Linked DNA regions of Homo sapiens: region 1 is linked to region 2. The links are chromatin contacts, found by Hi-C or POLR2A ChIA-PET in ENCODE. All regions are on one chromosome and are shown on one strand. Each heading gives the region's core, a stretch centred on a gene start or an enhancer-like site at or near the end of the contact. The rest is flanking DNA. Distances are from core to core; before and after follow the strand shown. Region 1 holds the start of MYO1C (myosin IC). Region 2 has its middle 37 kb from the start of ABR-AS1.

What was found. Hi-C counts contacts between places; a loop is a spot of excess contacts on that map. ChIA-PET counts read pairs that join two places held with the same protein, here RNA polymerase II (POLR2A). Pooled maps may share reads with other maps.
Region 1: a pooled map shows a loop between it and region 2 (2.1-fold over the local background). The contact joins the promoter of MYO1C here to the enhancer-like site in region 2. A Hi-C loop is called at or near these places in 4 of 37 single-sample maps with no recorded cell type and 6 of 50 pooled maps. POLR2A ChIA-PET finds 5 or more read pairs at or near these places in 4 of 52 experiments (A673, BJ, Caco-2 and 1 more).

What each region holds. Positions count from the first base shown.
Region 1 is chr17:1,489,795-1,496,011 of GRCh38, reverse strand. It overlaps MYO1C (myosin IC), which reads left to right and starts at 3,326. Exons shown (of 32, transcript NM_001080779.2): 1 at 3,326-3,599. The coding sequence starts at 3,525. LOC105371483 (a long non-coding RNA gene) reads right to left here and starts at 3,225. Exons shown (of 2, transcript XR_934145.4): 1 at 2,387-3,225; 2 at 1,318-2,062. INPP5K (inositol polyphosphate-5-phosphatase K) reads left to right here. Exons shown (of 12, transcript NM_016532.4): 12 at 133-1,435. The coding sequence ends at 189. RefSeq lists silencers at 4,071-4,470, 4,551-4,990 and an enhancer at 4,275-4,994.
Region 2 is chr17:1,215,066-1,221,869 of GRCh38, reverse strand. It overlaps a transcript of ABR not described here. Among named protein-coding and RNA genes, the nearest start is that of ABR-AS1, 37 kb to the right of the region's middle. RefSeq lists enhancers at 1,182-1,681, 4,526-5,523. Within about 2 kb of position 5,554, at least 3 of the 41 ENCODE cell types and tissues checked have a DNase peak (open chromatin) inside an H3K27ac peak, as active enhancers do; they include GM12878, where a contact is called at or near this core.

The DNA.
Region 1 (6,217 bases), core at 2,077-4,576, 280 kb before region 2:
CACTGGCTCCCTGAGGCCCAGGCCTGGGAGCCAGCCGGTACATGAGGGGCCGCTGCAGTGCAGGAACGGGGGTGATGGAAAGCACGGAGGAAGACCCGCTCTCCATTTCCACCACCTGCTTTATCCCTGCAGATCCCGCCTGGCTCCTTGAGGGAGGACCCACTGGGTGAAGCACAGCCACAGATCTGAGCCAGGATGGGAGTGAATCCCAGGCGGAGGCCAGAGCTGGCAGCCAGCTCTGCCTTTCCACTGCCGGGAGTGCTGGGGGCCCAGCCTGGCCCCCTGAAGAGACAGCCAAGTGTCGTCCACATACTCCTCCCAGAGTGAGCTCTAACCAGGCTCATTTGCTCTCTCCACTACTCATCTCTGGAATTAGCCGCTTAAATACAGGTTTTTGTTGCTGAGATGTGAGTGAAACCAGCTAGTGTGTCAACAGTGAAGACCTGGGGACAGTTCTGCGTCTCATTTCTGGATTCCTACCCCCTCTTCTAGTCTTGCCCAAGTAGTCCTGCCAGGCACATGCCCCATTTGGCACAGGCCTGCATTCTTGTCGTGCCGTCCTGGGCCTCAGGCTGTCTGGGAGGGGAGATGCTCACATTTGTACAGGCTACATAGACTGGTGCAAGCAGTGCTGGATTCCAGGAGTCTTGGCATCTCATAGCTTGTCCCCGTGAGGAGTGAGCAGAGGGTCTGGGATTTCTGCTTTCAGCAAAAGCAGTCTGACTCAGTGGGCAGAATGGAGGGGCCCCTCTAGCCAGGCTCTTACGCCATGGTTATGAGCAGGTTGATGAGGGTCCTTCGGCCAGCACAACCTTCCTCCCTACTCACGGCATGGAGTCTGACTGCATGGAAGTTCCAGATCCTGACAGAGAGAACTGGGAAGGATCCAGGTTCGCTTCCGTTGGTAGCTTGAGTCCCATGCCTCCACCCTGCCATCTGAGGAAGGGGTGACAAGTGGTCAAGGAGCTGTGGCCACAGACTTTTCCAGGGTGGTCCTTGGCAGGTGAGGTGCGTCTGTGCCACCCTTGTCAGGAGCCATTGACGACGGGCCCCCCCTGGACCCCCCGGGACCTCAGAGTGGGGGCAGGCAGAAGGGAGAACCAGCTCAAGACATTTTGGAGGATCTGGCCCTGGGGTTCTTCAGAGAACACCCTCTAGGGGCTTTGGGGACATGGCCTGTCCCCACATCCAGCACTTGCCTCCGCCATGGTCACTCGGCAGCCCTTTTCCCAGGAGAAGACACCTCTGGGAGCCTGCTCAGTGCTTGTCCTGCCATCCTGTGTCCTGGGACTGAGGGTTACTCCAGTTGCTCTGTGTTGCATACTCTCCCCCGCAAGCCTGTGTATGAAGAATTGTCCCCTGGCTTCCAGCAGGCCATGGCTGGCTGTTTTGTGACTGTTACATTGTGCAGGGGTAATTATTAGCGTGGCTTTTACACTTGCGTGTGACTGATGATTGGGGGGTGGGGGTACGGTGATGGGCCTGGGACTAGCTGTAGATTCCAGGAACAGGGACCCTGTAGATCCCAACTAGACTTCTGTGTCTGAGATTTGCAGAAGTGGCCAGGACTGGGGCTAGGATGAGGTTCTAGAATGGTGAGCCTCTGGGGCCCTAACCAGGTGGAGCATGCCATCTATGCCGGTGGCCGCTTAATGTACTCTGTTAAGTCAAATGAGCTCTTGTTCATCCCTCCTGACCCGCTGCTCTGCATACCCTGGTGTTGAGCCTTCTGCCTGCGTTAACCAGTCCAGAATGCCACCATCTTCTCTTTCTGCCCCACTTCTCCTCAGCCCCTTCTTGCTGAGTTTTCCCCCATGGTAACCTATCCCTGCCCCCAACACATATACCTAGGGACCTCCAAAGCCCTCACTTGCCCACCTGTTCCTTCTCACATGCACAGCCATCACGAGGGTTACTGCATGGCACCCTTCATTGGGCAGATGGGAAAGCCAAGGCTCAGAGAAGTGGTACAGTCTCTTCAAAGTTCCAGGCACCTGTGGTTTCCCACAGGACCAGAAACAGGAATGGGGTCTGAACCCACCCGCAGAGCGGTCTCAGTAGTCTGTAAAATACAGATGATGTCCCTATTCTCAAGATTACTGTGGGAGAACAATTGCAGAAAGTGTATCGCACTAGACCCGCCTCCCCGTTCTGATTAATGCGGCCCCGGGGCTTGACCCCAGGGGTCCCCCCACATGCTCACCTCCCCCGTGGTGAACTGAGGTCGCCACACACCCAGCCTCCTGTGTGGGAGGGGTGAGCCCAGCAGTGATTGAGAGGCGGAAAGGGGAATGGGGGGTGCTCTCCGTCCTCTGGGCCCCAGTCAGGATATGGCCGTTCTGGGTCCACCCCGACCCACTGGGTGGAAACAGGAAATAAGTGAGACCTGGTGTGCACTGGGTCTACGCCTGGCTCCACGGCTGATAAGGGCCATTGTGTGGCCGCCGGGGATGAGCCTGCTCTGGATAGATGTGCTTCCCGGAGGAAGGAAGGAAGGCTTGCTAGCTTTTCCGGGGCGGGGGAAGCTGTGGGGAGAGAGAAGGGTGCCGGGGGGAAGGCCCCTGCCTATGGGGCTGTCGGTGCCAGCACACACCCACGGGACTCAGCCCTTCCTATGCCAGCCTCTCCCTCTGGAAAGGTCTGTTTCCCCTATCCACTTCCCTGTTCTTACTTCCTATAAGGAATGGCTGGAGACTGGAGGGCTCAGTCTCAGGCCAGGAAAGTGTCAGCTGTGATTTAGCAACAATAAAAATAGAAAAGCAGGAACATCAGGGGTGGGGGTCACCTGGGGGTACTGTTGAAACGCAAGGGATGAACAGGGCTAGAGGTTGCCCACACCCAGGGAACCCAGGAACTAACCTCACAAGCTCTGAGGCTCAGAGGAGGGTAAGCCAAGAGCTTCCTCACAGCGGGACAGCCCCCTGTCCGGGCCCTGCATGACCAGGCCCCAGCAGCCCTGGTCTCTCAAACTCATGGTGGGGGCTCACCTGCTGTGGGGGGCAGCCCCGTTGAGGGGATGTGCAGGAAAGCCAGTGCCTACTAACGGGTCCTCTTGGCCTAGGGGAGGGCATGCCGTCTGGTTTGGGGAGTGGGCCCCGTGCTCTCTAGGTGGTACCAGAGAGTGGGCAGGAGGAGGGGCCCAGCCATAGAGCTGCCGTGGGGATGGGGGGAAGGGGAAAGGCGTCCTAGCCTTTGACCTGGAGCCCAGGGTCCCCCATGGGTGGCTGCATCGGCTCCTCTGGTTACCTGGGACAACAGGCATTTCCTCCATCCCCAGCCCCTCCTCTTCCTGCTCCAACCATCCGGGCCAAGAGGCCTCCCAGTCAGACCTGGACGGCTCCAGCCGTGTCCTGAGGAGCTGGACCAGCCACATCCCCTGGGGCTGCAGTTGAAGCAGAACCAAGTGGCCATCCCGGCGTTAGACCGTAGGTTCCTGGTCCCGGAGTGGTCGGAGCCCGCCAGTGGGCAGGCAGCTCTTGCTCACAGGCCGCGGTGCCCAGGCCGCTGGCTCTCCGCAGGGCGGAATGGCGCTGCAAGTGGAGCTGGTACCCACCGGGGAGATCATCCGCGTGGTTCATCCCCACAGGCCCTGCAAGCTTGTAAGCTGGGATGCTCTGGGCTGGGAGGAGGGTGGGAGCGTCTCCCCAAGGCCGGGCAGCCCCTCTCAGGCGAGCCCTCGGGCAAGAGCTGAGCAGCGGGGAGGGGTTCCGATCCTTGGCGGGGCCAGAACAGACTGAACAAGACGGGGTGAGTGGAAGAGTAAGGATGCAAGGGCCACTAGCAGCAGGATTTTTGGAAGTGGAGGTCTGGGCTTGACTCTTCCCCGGCTTCCCGAACCTCAGTGGGCAGAACCGTGAATACTGGGCACAAAAGGCAAGTGCCGGCTGCTGTGAGGTCGAAGGACCAGGGCATGGAAGCTCCAGGCTCAGTCAACGCCCCGCTCCTCTCCAGTCCGCAGGGCTGGGACCGCCCAAGACTCAGAACAGAAGGACGGTGTGGGAGGTGGGTGAAGGGTCACGGGTGGGTAGAAACGGGGGAGCGCGGCCCTGGCCCGGCCCGCAGGAAGGGGCTGGAGATGCAAAGGGCCCGGAGGAGGGAGAAAGTCGGGCGCCCCCACGCCCCCAGCAGCGCGGCGGGGAGCCGGGTCTTCGGCCGGAGGGGCGCGCGCGTGTTCGCTGTGGCCCCGGGAACGGGCCGAGGCGGGGGCCGCACGCACCGAGGCTTCGCGGACGCGGCCGGGGCTGAGGCGGGGCGGGGCGGGGCCGGAGGGTGCGCGGCCCTGCCCGGGATGACGACAGGCTGCGGCCCGGCCCCCGGCGGGCCCTGGGCGGGGAGAGTGCGCCCGGGCCGCGGATCCCCAAGCCCGCCACGCCGCCCAGCCCGGCCCCGCCCGCGCCGGAAGAGCCACGCCGGTGGGTACTCGGGGCGCGGGGACGGCGGCCGCGGGGGGCGGGTGTGGGGAGCGGGCGGCCGGGCCGGGAGCCGCCGTGCACGAGGCAGGGGTCACGGCCGGGGATCGCTGGGGCCGAAGAACGGCCGCGTGGACCCGTGCGGGGGGGGGGGGTCCCACGACCCGGAGGCGCCGGCGCAGCCTGGTGGAGACTTAGATTTACCTGCGGGGAGCGGGAGGCGGGGAAGAGCGGCCTGGGCTGCAGGACCCAGGACCCTGCGCGCCCTTCGGGCCCCGCCCGCAGCCCTGCTCCGCCTCTGGGTTCCGGAGAAGCCGCCTAAACCCGCCCCTTCCCGTTCTCCGCCCCTGGGGCCCAGCGCGCCCCGAGTGTGACGGGCGGGGGGCTCCGGGGTGGCCGGAGAAGGAGGATGGCCACGCGGCCCTCAGTCCTCACGCTCCGGCCTCCCGCGCACACGCCTGGCTCTGAGATTCATTCATTCATCCAGGGGTCCGGGAAGGGGTGACTGAGCCCCACCGTGTGCCTCGCTGCGTGTAGGGAGTGGGAGCCGTCTCCTGGGAGGGACTGACAAGGAAACAGCTGATTCCTGCGGGGTGCGATAAGGAGGCGCTGCGTGTTTGGGAGAATCAGGAAGGGGTTCTGGAGGAGGTGACACCTGAGCCGAGTCTCAGTGAGGTGGGCAGGGAGAGTGCCCCGGGCTGGGGAAGCCGCAGGTGCAGGCACTGAAGCTTGGACTGGCTGGCGACGGTGCGAAGGCCCCCTCCTGGGGGGAGGGGTGGGGGGAGAGGGGACTGGAGCGGGCCATCTGGCACATCGGAATGCAGGAGCAGTGGGGTAAACTGGGGACAGCAGGGGGGTCTCGGGAGTTCATAGGCAGGGTCCTGGTAAGCAGCAGTGAGTGTGAATCATGGGCCTGGCATATGGAGGGTGTCCTAAACCTTCACTCTATGAACATGAGGTGTTGATTTGATTTGTGTTGCCCCAGAGGAAATGGATTGGTAGGAGGAAGGCAAGGAGGCCAGTTAGGCTGCTGTCTTGGCCCAGGTAAGGAGCAGTGATGGAGGTGAGGTTTTTGTTTGTTTTTGTTGTTGTTTTGTTTTGTTTTGAGATGGAGTCTCGCTCTGTTGCCCAGGATGGAATGCAGTGGTGCGACCTCTGCTCACTGCAACCTCCACCTGCCGGGTTCAAGCTATTCTCCTGCCTCAGCCTCCTGAGTAGCTGGGATTACAGGTGTGTGCCACCGCGCCCAGCTAATTTTTTTTTTTTTTTAGTAGAGACGGGGTTTCACCGTGTTAGCCAGGATGGTCTCAATCTCCTGACCTTGTGATCCACCTGCCTAGGCCTACCAAAGTGCTGGGATTACAGGCCTGAGCCACCGCGCCCGGCCTGGAGGTGAGGTTTTAGCAGGTCGTGACTACTTGGTGTGAGGAGTGGAGGCAGGAGAGCAGGCCTGTTAATGCCAGGCTGTGATGACCAGCTCAAACAGTGCCACCCTTCTCTCTACAAGGACATTAAACAGGGAGTACAGGTTAGGGGTCAAAGGCCCTCTTTTTTTTTTTTTTTTTTTGAGACAGTGTCTCTGTCACTCAGTCTGGAGTGCAGTGGCATGATCTCAGCTCTCTGCAACCTCTTCCTCCAGGATTCAAGCAGTTCTCCTGTCTCAGCCTCCCAAGTAGCTGGGATTACAAGCGTGTGCCACCACACCCTGCTAATTTTTTGTATTTTTAGTTGAAACAGGGTTTCACCATGTGGGCCAGGCTGGTCTGGAACTCCTGACCTCAAGTGATCTTGCCTGCCTTGGCCTCCCA
Region 2 (6,804 bases), core at 4,305-6,804:
CATCTTCAGAGGAAGACAACCTTTCCAGGTCCCCTGGGGTCCCTGATGCTTCCCCGTCAAGCCCTGTCTCTCTTGGCGTCTGCAAAGCCACCATCTGGCTTCTTATATTCTGTTTTCTACGCAGATCCTTTCTGCCATTGCTCATTCCATCCGGCGTCTTTTCCCGTGCCCTTTCTGGCGTTTGAAGAGCCCTCCCGCCTTGACTTCCCCAAACCAGCCCCCAAACCAACCCCTCCTTTAAGGGCTGATTTTCCGTGGAACCTGGGATTGGTCGATAGGGGTTTGCTGTATATGACAAAACTGAAAAAAAGTAGCTTAAACAAGATAGAGGCTTATTTATCTCACATGTAACAGAATTCCAGCGGCCAGCAGTCCGGCCGAGAGTATGGTGACTCCATGATCATCAGGAATGGAGGCTTTTCAGTCTTTCTGCTTCTCTGTCCTCAAGCTCACCTCCTGGTCCGAAATAGCTGCTGGAGATCCAGCCATCACATTCACATTTCAGGCAGGAATTAGAAGAATGGGAAGAGGAGCGTAAGAGTGAGTGGTGGCTGTTTGTCTGCCTTTTAAGGCACTTTCCTGGGAACCTCTCTTGACAGTTTCTGTTTTTATCTCCTTAGTCACCTCGAGGTATAAGAGAGGCTGGGAAATGCAGTATTTTATCTGGGTGTATGGCCACCTCAAGTAAAATAGGGGCTCTGTTACAAGGAAAAATAGAAGAATTGATATTGCGTAGGCAGCTAGTGGCCTCTGGCACAGCCTTTTCCAACGACTCCAACCCATCTTGCGGTTCTTAGAGCGGGCCCCACACGGCACAATTGTCTTATTATTATGCCATCTATTAATTTATTGAGTCAGTAAACAAATAACAACGGAGCCACGGCCCTGTGCAAGGCAGTAGCCTTTTACATGTTTACTGTGAAGAGCTGCTCTCAAACTGAGTGGTTAGCTGACTCCTGGAAAGCGGGGACCGTCGTTTAGACCCCTTTTCTCTCCCACAACAGTATCTTTCACAGGGCTGGGCTCATGGCCGGCACTCGATAAGTTCCTGGTTGATTTTAGAATAGTCACGAATGAGAAGTTCAGTGAAAAAAATACATTCCCTGCCTTGGTTTACTGTGCTGGAAAATGCTGGTTGTGTAAGGTTCGTTTTTAGCTTGTTCTGGTTTTGAGGAACCCATTGCAAGGAGGGTGGGGAGTGGGTCACCTCCAAACATCAGGGCTGTGTTGTAGTCACAGGGACTCGTCGTCCAGGTGTTGGGGCAGATTTGGCTGTTTTGGAAACTGGGCTCTGTATACCATACTAGAATCATAAGCAGAAATCCCCGTGACCACCTGACTTTGCACCACCGCTCTGTGTAGCTGTATTTACACCACGTGAGTCTGTCCTGTTATTTCTGCACCGCGTAGCTGCAGAGTAAATCTGCAAGTCTTTCCGCAGCGATCCTGTTCCTGTCTTCCCATTCGACGCTCGCTACAGTCGGCCTGAGATAACACTGTCTGAGGGGAGGCTGCCTGGACCTCACGTCGCGTTTTTCAACTGCTGAGAAAAATGATTACTTTAAATTTTTTTTTTTTTTAGACGGAGTCTCGCTCTGTCGCCCAGGCTGGAGTGCAGTGGTGTGATCTTGGTTCACTGCAAGCTCTGCCTCCGGGATCCACACCATTCTCCTGTCTCAGCCTCCCGAGTAGCTGGGACCACAGGCGCCCGCCACCACGCCCGGCTAATTTTTTGTATTTTGAGTAGAGATGGGATTTCACCATGTTGGCCAGGCTGGTGTCGATCTCCTGACCTCGTGATCCGCCCGCCTCCGCCTCCCAAAGTGCTGTGATTACAGGCGTGAGCCACCGCGCCCGGCCACTTTAAAATTTTTATTGACACAGAGCTGGGAAGGAACTAGAGTATAAAGATACTCCAGTACCTACTCTCTGCAAAGCACTAGGTCAAGTGCTTTACCTACGCTGTCACGTTGAATTTTTAGAACAGCCTCCTATTGGGCAGATGGGGAGACTGAGGCTCTGACTGGTCCACCAGCAAGCCCAAGATCTCTTAGTGCTAAGTGGTGGGGTTATTCTTTCCTCAGTTTTAAAAATCAATTATTTTATTTTATTTTTTTGGGGCATGGAGTCTCGCTGTGTCGCCCAGGCTGGAGTGCAGTGGGGCAATCCCGGCTCACTGTAACCTCCGCCTCCTGGGTTCAAGCAATTCTCCTGCCTCAGCCTCCTGAGTAGCTGGGATTACAGGCGAGGGCCACTGTGCCTGGCTAACTTTTGTATTAGTCTGAGATTTTAATGGGAGGCTGGTCACATAGGCACATCGTGCTATACAACCAGCCATGGCAAGAAAAAATAAGGACCGCAAAAATGAAATAAATCCAGATGCACATCATCAGTCTTGACGGCTTATGCAAAGGAAAATGATCAGCCTTACAGGATGGTTCATTGCTGCAGGTGCAAGGTTATTAAATCACTAACATAGTGAGAAGGATCCTCCTTGTCACCCATGAGCCAGGTGTGTGAGGCCATGGCTGGGCGTGGTGGCTCACACCTGTAATCCCAGCACTTTGGGAGGCCAAGGCAGGCGGACCATTTGAGCTCAGGAGTTTGAGACCTGCCTGGTCAACATGGTGAAACCCCATCTCTACTAAAAAAAACAAAAATTATCCAGGCGTGGTGGCAGGCACCTGTAATCCCAGCTACTCGAGAGGCTGAGGCAGGATAATTGCCTGAACCCAGGAGGCAGAGGTTGCAGTGAGCCGAGATCGCGCCACTGCACTCCAGCCTGGACAACAGAGTGAGACTCTGTTACAAACAAACAAACAAACAAACAAACAGATAGAAAAGGATACTAGAATTAAGCACCATGCAAACCTATTGTGTTCCTGATGTCATTGACCTAGTAGTATATTAACTTCATTTGTGAGGGTGGAAGGCCTAAAGATCTGATTGCTCAGCTCTCTGAAAAACGCGATTTCCTTGGGGATTTTGCACATTTGGAATGTATAAGGAATTCAGAGAAGTCTAGAAGTACACTGCAGTTTTCCAAGGTCTCTGTTCACTGGACTTGGGGGCCCATCTTGGTGACCTACTCATCACTTACAGCATTATTTCAAATCATAAAGAACAGACTCATCGGCCAAAGTTTGAAATCGTCCATTTGTAATTTGGGGACAGCTGACTATAATGAGATGGTTTTGGCATGCCGAATGTTGAGCAGAAGTGTAGGTTACACACATACTTTAATCAGTATGTTCCCATGAGACTAAGGATCATTCTTCTCATTCTATATTAACAAGTCTAGAGACATTGAGTCACTGGTCTGTAGTCACACAGCTCACAAAGGACAGAGCCAGGATTGGAACACAGCTCTTTCTGGGGCCAAAGTTATTCTCTACTCCAGCTCACCACTAACTGTTAACCTCTCCAGACTATAGCTTTTCACTTTAAAATAAGGTGACTGGACTAGATAATTTTCCCGACAGACCTAAATTTTATGGACGCCAGTAAGTTAAATGAGCTGGGACTACGTACCAAGTAAGGTTAAGAGCCTGGCTTTGAATCAGAGAAACTGGGTTTGGATCCAGGCTGTAGCCACTTGTTATTTTGTGTCCTTAACCAAGTTAATTCACCTGTCTATAAGCTTATTTTCTTTTCTATACAATGGGGATCATTGTACCTCACTTGGTGTTGCAAAGGTTAAATGAAATAATGTAGCATGGGGTCCGGCATGTGGTGAGCTCCGTATAAATGAAAACAGCTACTGGTGTGATGATCAAGAGCATGCTGTCCGAGGTAGCGGATTACTTGAAGTCAGGAGTTCGAGGCCAGCCTGGCCAACATGGTGAAACCCCGTCTCCACTAAAAATACAAAAATTAGTCGGGCGTGGTAGCACGTTCCTGTAATGCCAGCACTTTGGGAGGCCGAGGCGGGCGGATCACCTGAGGTCAGGAGTTCAAGACCAGCCTGGCCAACATGGTGAAACCCCGTCTCTGCTAAAAATACAAAAATTAGCTGAGCATGGTGGCACGTGCCTGTAATCCCAGCTACTCAGGAGGCTGAGGCAGGAGAATCGCTTGAACCTGGGAGGTGGAGGTTGCAGTGAACTGAGATTGCACCACTGCACTCCAGCCTGGGCCACAGAGCAAGACTCCGTCTCAAAAAAACAAAACAAAATAAATAAGAGCACGCTGTCTAGGACCACATTGCCTGGGTTCGATTCACGGCTCTGCCACTTAACTGCTATGTGACCTTGAGCAAATTCCTCAACCTTTTTGCACCTCAGTGTTTATATTTGTAGGCTAGGGGACGATGATAATATAATATCAATAGTCAAGTAAGTTGGCGTGAAGGTTAAATAAGTCAATATGTATATAACATACCTTGAACCAGACCTGACACATGGTAACCACTCAGTACGTGTTGGTTAATTTTATGATTATCCCCACTGTTACTAGTTTGGCCATGCTTCTTGCTGAAATAGACTATAAAGGTGAAACATGGTATCTTGCTCATCTTGTTGCCTGGTCATAACCTTAATTGAAACTGAAAATCCTGTAATTTGAATAATCCAAGAGCTGGAACAGCGAAGCATCCAATTACAGACGCGTCACGGCTGCAGCCTTGGGGGGGACGGTGAGGCGGCCGCACTGTGCTCTGGGGTTGGGGTCCTATTACGGAGAAAGCCTCGTTTTGTAGGCAGCTGCCTCGCCTTCTGTTTGGCTGCATAATTGCGCCTTTCCGTTTTATTTTAAAGCATCTTGAGGAATCCAGAGCCCACTCCTGCTGACAGCAGGGAAAGCCGCCGCATGTCCCATCTCTAATGAGCCTCCATGATGCTCTGTGGCCCCACCTAGGCAGCAGGCTGGGCTGGCATCCGCTGGCTCTCTGAGCACAGCTCACCATGCTGGGCTTCATTATGGGGCTCCCTGAACACCCCTAGGATCCCCCCACGCCTGTCCTCATTGTCTCAGAGGGCACAGAGTGGCTTCCTGAATGCCGAGCTTGTTGGTAACCTTTGTGGGCTGGCAGTGAGCACGCAGAAATTAATTATTCATATCAATGGGCTGAAGGAGCTGTTGTTCACTGAGGTGACTCCCCTTTGGCCACCAGACCCAGAGTTCCCCAGGGTCTTTAGACAGGCAGAGGACAGCGCAGTCCTTAGAGACAGCTGCAACAGCAGGGTGGCACGTGGCCGGCCCCAGGCTAAGTGCAGTCTGCTGATGTGCTTTGTTTGGGCTACAGAGGGTTAAAACAAAATTGGATCCATTTAAAACCAGGTTTTACCTAGCAATCTGGATTTCTGGATTTTCTTGAAAGATGGGAAGATGGGCAATGTGAATGGGAGGCATTAGTTAGAGCCGACGGGCCCCTTCAGGCTGGACGTGATTTTGCCAATGGCGTCAGCTTTCCTCTGGCCCCTTTCTCCACTTCTGACGTGAGAGGAGTGAGTCTAGTGCAGGGAACAGAGGAAGACTCGGAGCTGGGTTTGCGGCTGCCTCTGCTACTCACTCCTGCGTGACTCTAGGCAAATGACACAGCCCCTGTGGGCCCCGCTCTCCTCCTCTGGAGCAGGGGGTTATAACAGCTTCCCTACCTCGCAGATTTGTGAGAACTGAGCAAGTTGATATAAGGGCTGAGCCTGGCACATAGTAAGTTCTATTTAGGTGTTCAGTTTCTTTCTTTTTTTTTTTAGTATTTATTGATCATTCTTGGGTGTTTCTCGGAGAGGGGGATTTGGCAGGGTCATAGGACAATAGTGGAGGGAAGGTCAGCAGATAAACAAGTGAACAAAGGTCTCTGGTTTTCCTAGGCAGAGGACCCTGCGGCCTTCCGCAGTGTTTGTGTCCCTGGGTACTTGAGATTAGGGATTGGTGATGACTCTTAACGAGCACGCTGCCTTCAAGCATCTGTTTAACAAAGCACATCTTGCACCGCCCTTAATCCATTTACCCTGAGTGGACACAGCACATGTTTCAGAGAGCACGGGGGTTGGGGGTAAGGTCACAGATCAACAGGATCCCAAGGCAGAAGATTTTCTCCCAGTACAGAACAAAATGGAGTCTCCTATGTCCACCTCTTTCTACACAGACACAGCAACAATCCGATTTCTCCTTCTTTTCCCCACATTTCCCCCTTTTCTATTCGACAAAACCGCCATCGTCATCATGGCCCGTTCTCAATGAGCTGCTGGGTACACCTCCCAGACGGGGTGGCGGCCGGGCAGAGGCTGCACTCTGGGCACTTTGGGAGGCCAAGGCAGGCGGCTAGGAGGTGGAGGTTATAGTGAGCCGAGATCACGCCACTGCACTCCAGCCTGGGCACCATTGAGCACTCAGTGAACGAGACTCCGTCCGCAATCCCGGCACCTCGGGAGGCCGAGGCTGGCAGATCACTCGCGGCTAGGAGCTGGAGACCAGCCCGGCCAACACAGCGAAACCCCGTCTCCACCAAAAAAATACGAAAACCAGTCAGGCATGGCAGCGCGCGCCTGCAATCGCAGGCACTCGGCAGGCTGAGGCAGGAGAATCAGGCAGGGAGCTTGCAGTGAGCCGAGATGGCAGCAGTACAGTCCAGCTTCGGCTCGGCATCAGAGGGAGACCGTGGAGAGAGAGGGAGAGGGAGAGCTCTTTCTTTTCTTTTTTTTTTTTTTGAGACAGAGTCTTGCTCTGTCACCCAGGCTAGAGTGTAGTGGGGAGATCTAGGCTCACTGCAATCTCTGCCTCCTGGGTTCAAGTGATTCTCCTGCCTCAGCCTCCTGAGTAGTTGGGACTACAGGCACACACCATCACGCCTACCTAATTTCT